Regions from separate parts of the Homo sapiens genome. Here region 1 is linked to region 2. A link is an interaction called in ENCODE POLR2A ChIA-PET data of the cell type or tissue named here. Cell type or tissue: Panc1. All regions are shown on one strand. Each heading gives the region's core, and the rest is flanking DNA. Links, peaks and the distances in the headings are about the cores only. Region 1 overlaps SRBD1 (S1 RNA binding domain 1). Region 2 has its middle 130 kb from the start of LINC01121.

Region 1 (2,926 bases), core at 178-2,677, 160 kb after region 2:
TCAGTCATCTATACAACCTATTTTATTTTCCCTCTGGAACAACAAAATAACATCAGTTCATCTCCAAGCTTCCACAATTTCTCAACAATTACCAATAGTGGTATCAAAATTTTAGGTACAAGTCCACCCAGAACTCCAGAAAATGTTTCATCTGGGCCAGAAGATAAAATAAGAAACAGAAGATCTCTTAATATCTTATTTTAATTATGTTTTAGTTTTCTTTTATTGATACTTATTCATCTTTTCAGCCCCCCAAATCATCCTATCTCACAAATCAAAAGAGAAGTTGAACAAGTCTACTCTTTTATCCACTGATTAGGATTATGATATTATCTAGAAGCAATGAGATTTCTTTTCTAACTCTCTTTACCCAAAGATAATCATTAAAAGACTTTTATGCTATACATGGGGGGAAGCAGGAAAAGGAGGGATTCAGTTCTTAAATTTTGGTCTTCCAGAACTATTTTTAACAGATCAGTAACTTCCCTCTTACACACATTCTTGGTTACTTACACTTCTTTCAGCTTTGTATATGTCCTTGTAAAATCCACACCTGGCAGGGAGTATGCAGTCAATACATACAAATTAATTTACTTTTAGTTCCTAATCTTTTTCTGGTTGCAAAGCCCCTGGAAGTCAATGTGCTCTACTGAGAACACAACAGAATATTTGCATATTATATAATATAATTAAACATATAAGAGCTAAATCAGATACTAGTTACTAGTAGACACCAACAAATTAAGAAAAATACATAAATGTAAGATAAATTGTTCCAAACTTGGTTTGGCAAAGAAACTTTCTTGTATGAATGACATAATTCATACAAGAAAGGTTCCTTTCTTTTTTTTCTTCTAGGGGAAAAAAACATACTTGATAGAATACTTAAGCAATTTTCTGACATACTCTAATAGGTAGAAGACTTGTTCTAGCAAACCAATCACCCAAACATTTTTATTTGTGTTTTTCTCTACTGGAATTATGTTCTCTTTTCCATAAAATTTTGTTACAAAGAGTGCATCTCTGAATTGGCCTATTAAAAACCTTTTGCCTTGAAATAAGATTATAATAAAGTTTTATCATGTGTTAATAACTAAAGTATTTGTAAAGTTTTCTTTGACATGAGGAATTTTAATTGAGATTGGGAAAATTCTATCCATTAATTTAACTTTTTTCCAAGGAATATGGTAAGGATCATGGCTCATTATTTTACTGGAAGAGTACATTTGTCCAGCTTACATATCCCAATGTGTTCTCAGAACCATTCCTCTATTTACTTCCCTTCAGAGGATCTTTTGCAATTGTATAAGGTAGTCTGAATTTTATTTCTAAAAGCTTTCTAACTTCTCAGTAAAGACTCTTGCGGGCCAATCTTCTCTCTTAACTTTGCATTTTTAAAGGCTGAAAACTGTAATTTCATAGAGCAATGTTCCTCAAACTTTTATGATCAACCATAAGAAACACATCACAACCCAGTACACATATATACATGTAACCAAAACAAATATTCATGAGACAATACTTAGCTTACTGCATGAAATGCCCTCTATTTCCTATTCTTTTCTATTTAACTTTTTAAAAATGCTGGTTAAGACGCACTAAATGGACTTCACATTTCACCAATGGGTTACAAGTTACAATCTGAAAAACATAGGCTCATACGACACAGAAAAATGAGGATAAAGAGAACATGAATCTGGATAGTATGGATAAAGGAGGACACAAATTCATCACACTTTACTTCAGCACTGGAGTCTTCTTAAAATGTGTCTCATATACCAAGAATATCGGTTATACCTATACTTACCTAAAAATTGTACTTCTTGTCACTATCGCCTTACCTTGCTTTTAATTCTTGATACAGAATTTTTCACCAACTGACATATATAAAAATACACACACTCTTATCTTTTTGTCTGTCTTCTCCATTGGAATGCAAACTTCAAGAGGGGTAGGGACTTTGCCTGTACTGCTTTCTTTCCCAGCACACAATACTGTGCCTGTAACATAGTCTTGGTTCTGAGGGATACTCTGCTGACTGGATGATCGAAACAGGAGTAATGGGATGTTTTTGTTCTAGCTAAAGCATCAAAGGCCTGTTTTGCCAACAATAGCAATCATTCATCTGTGTCCTATAAAATGGGTGTGTTTTGGGGGGAGGGACAAGAGTTAGACTTGAGAGAAAAAATTTCTTTGGGAAGATGATTGGGATGCTATGCCATTTTTCCTGCTCTCTCAACATTTCACATAGAAGAATATCTCATCCATCACATGCCAAGTGGAAGGCGCTTTACTGGGAACACTTCATGAGCTTCACATATGCTCCCAGAGTATGGAGTGCTAAACATGCCTTAGAAAAATGAAAAGGAAGAGCTACCTCTGACAGCACAGAAAAGTACAAGAGGAAGGCAAGGATGGGTAAGAAAGAGAATAGGTGCAAGCCTAAGGTATGAGAGAGAAAATTTAAAAGGGAGACAGCTGTGCTAAGGATAAGCTGTTGATACCCATTGGAGAGCAGGCAAGGAGGTATGAGCCAAATGGGCCTGCAGGAAGAAGTGTATGGTAGGCTTTCAACAGATTCTGTCCAAGAGGACTGAGCAGCGAAGTAACGCAGATGAGAATGGCTGGTCTGAAGCCCAGGGCGAGAGAAGGAAAGCCATAACCAGTCAACCAAAGAAGATATCAGCTACATCACAGCTTCCTTGCAAGGGAAATCTCAGAAAACAAAAATAGAAAAATTCTTCATAACACCCCATGAAAGGAAGCATCAGCAATTGTATTTGGGCCACCCAGAGGGCCTTACCCCAGAATGCAACTGGTCCCACTTCCTAAGACCATGCTCTTTTTTCCCATGCTACTCCACTCTGAGGACTAAACTTAGAGGGATCAGAAAATTCAGCTAGTGAGTTAGGGAAAATAAGAATAA
Region 2 (2,926 bases), core at 126-2,625:
CTGCATTTATATGAAATGTCCAGAATAGGCCAATCCATAGAGACAAAGTAGTTGTCTGCTAATGGGGGTACAGGTTCTCTTGATGGGGTGATGAAAATGATAATATGTATTGTAATGGTTGCAGAACTCTTTGAATATATTCAAAACCATTGATTGGTACCCTTTAAATATGTGAATTGTATGATATGTGAATTATATCTCAATAAAACTGTTAGCAAAAGAGCAAGATTGTGCAAGGGAAAGTTTCTAGACACAAAATTTTTGATTGCAGACTATTTTCTTTGGTTCTGGCCCTATTCACTCAGGCCAGCAAACTGTATTAGCGAAGAGTTGGCCAAAGCCCAAAGGAACTCTCTTGATCTGTGCTTTGCCCTGAGCAATTTATTTTTAAATAACCCTTTGTCAAATTAGACATACACAGTCTAGTTTTGCATATACTCTCCTAGGGTTTTTGATGTTTTTATCTTAGGAGGACAGGGGCATGGAGGGTATGTTTTCTTGTTTGAAAGATGTGATGGGTTAAGGGCCAATTGTCAGTTTTAGTTTTCTTGGCCCCTGACTCATTCATTTTCAACTCCAACAGCTTCCAGTATCAATCACACAAGAGCCAAACTCTCCATGAGCCAGAGAGATCTCCCCACTGCCCAGAATTTCTAATTTTCTTTCTTTAATGGATATGCAGCCGCTGCTCAGTGCTCTTGGAGATCTAGGTGGGAGGGAAATGATCCAAGGGAACCTTGTAAACAATGAAGAAATAAGAGAAGTTTTGGCGCCTTGGTCACCTGGTGCTGCAACAAATTGTGAGGCCAGGGATAAGGTTCTGGGACTGGATTGCCTTGGAGCTGGTTGGGTTGCACGGGTTAGAGTTGAGTTCCACAAGTAGAGAACAGGAGCAAAAAACAATTGGGGTGGAAGAGTGGGGGGCAGTTCAGGTAAGCTAAGTTAGTTTGAAAGACTCAATTCTAATGCTCTGGAAGCTGTACTGGACTGGTTTATGAAGCTCGCTCAAAGCCCCATAATCCACTATTTACTCGGTCTTGCCTGTATCCCTCCCACCCCTGTCCTCAGCCAGTGGCTCCATGGGAAGCCTGTTTGCTACTACAGTCACGGTGCATGCTGTCTCACCTTAGCTGGGGGTGGTAAGGACCAGACTTCAGTGTGGTCTCCTTCTCACCTGCTGCTGTGGGATCCAAAGTAGCTCAAGCACAAGGGTCTGACTCAACTGGTTCTACTTCCTTAGCAGCTGTCCACAGAAGCCAAGTAATAAAACCTTGAAGTATGGAGGAATCAATGCCTGGTAAGGTGAACATTAACTAGTAAGAAAGAAACAGGAGTCAGGAGGGAGACAGCCAATGAATTCTCTTCCCTACCTTCCTTCCACCCTTCCACTGTTCTGTGCCACCATCATACCACAGAGCTTCTTCCATGACAACCTGGTGACTAAGAAACTGGCAATGTTTTCTTATGAGTCTATGACTAGCTAAGTAACACAGCACTTTGTATTTGCTTTCTCTGCTTCCTGGCTCACTTCCTTTTTTCCCTTCTTCTTCCTGCTCTGGGATTATAACCCCCAATAAAGTATGAGTACATATGCCTTTTTCATGCTCTGTTTTCTCAAAAAAATGAGCTAAGAGCTAAGACAGAGCTCAAGGCCAAACACTATATCTAGAGGAATCAAAGGAAAAGATGGAAGACGCAGGTCTGATGAAGATAGGGGCAAAATCAGAGAAGGAATTAATAAAAAGGGGGTGGTGAGTTTCCTGATTATCACAAATAGTGGCAGATATTAAAGGTTGCTGTCCTCAGAGAGTCCTCAGAGGAAGACGTTAATTACATGCTGTTACCATGTACAGAAATGTATATGTGCAGGAAATGAAGGAAAGTCATGTAGTATAAGGAGAGCCTGTAATAGTGAACTTGATTTAGTCTGGGAGAAAATGCCCTCTGAGGTAAGATCCAATACTGGGACCTGATAAACGGGTGGAAGTGAGAGAGAGGGGAGGCCGTTTCAGGCAAAAGGAATGACATCTACAAAGGCTCTGTAGTGTGAGGTACCATGCTGAGCAGGGGAACAGCAAGAGTTCTTACCATAGAGAAAAGTGTCTCCCAGTTTTGACTTTCATTTTTTAAAACCTCAATCCACAATAAAGACTATATTTTACATTTTAACCCAGTACCAATACACATATATGTGCTCATACAATTGAAACAAAAAGTCATGAAAAAATATTTAACCTTACTGTGTTGGTGGTGGTGGTAGGGGGTTCACAATAGCCACTGACCTTTAAATGTGCATATTCTTTGACAGAGCGGTACCACCAGGACAATGTACGATGGTGCTCACCGCAGCACTGTTTGCAATTGTTTACACACACACAATGAAACATATTAAGGTAGATATGTAGGTACTGACATGGGAACACATACATGCCCAATTACAAAGAGAAAGAGAACAGTGTACATATGATGCCAGTTTGTTAAAAATCTTTACGAAGGAACATATGCATAGAAAAAGGGACAGGGATGTACGAAAACTCTAGAAGGTGGCTACTTAGCAGAGGAGATTTTTATTTTCCAACTTTCGTATTTCATTATTCCTGCCTTTTAGACTACACATATTACTTTTTCAATCAGGAAAAATCATAAAAATACAGTTATAACAAATAGTCCAAAATAACTTGCTGTTTCTTGTGGGTGATAATACAGGTCAAATGACAGTGTGCTTCGTTGGAAATTCAATTATTTTGGTAACTAAAGTAGCAAATTACATCAGATTTGACTAAACTGGGCATCTTGAGTTTTAGCTTCATAAAATCACCTTAACCCTGTGAAACAAAGAATGTGAGTATATCTTAGTTTTGACTTTCACTGGTGTTGCCTTCTCTTTTCATTGCTAAGAGACTTAAACCTGGGAAGCAGGTGGGCA

What was found. ChIA-PET counts read pairs that join two places held together with the same protein. Peaks named below come from ENCODE experiments on the same cell type or tissue, not always from the same donor. Only the 100,000 strongest peaks of a DNase experiment are listed, where the experiment ranks them.
Region 1: POLR2A ChIA-PET joins it to region 2 with 10 read pairs; 2 of 35 experiments call an interaction of 5 or more read pairs at or near these places.

The regions. Positions count from the first base shown.
Region 1 is chr2:45,535,474-45,538,399 of GRCh38, forward strand. All of the region lies in intron 14 of SRBD1 (S1 RNA binding domain 1), which reads right to left. Among named protein-coding and RNA genes, the nearest start is that of SRBD1, 74 kb to the right of the region's middle. In Panc1, for the core only: no CTCF peak of the experiment used is centred there; no DNase peak of the experiment used is centred there.
Region 2 is chr2:45,379,274-45,382,199 of GRCh38, forward strand. No RefSeq gene overlaps it. Among named protein-coding and RNA genes, the nearest start is that of LINC01121, 130 kb to the left of the region's middle. In Panc1, for the core only: no CTCF peak of the experiment used is centred there; a DNase peak (open chromatin) is centred at 1,418.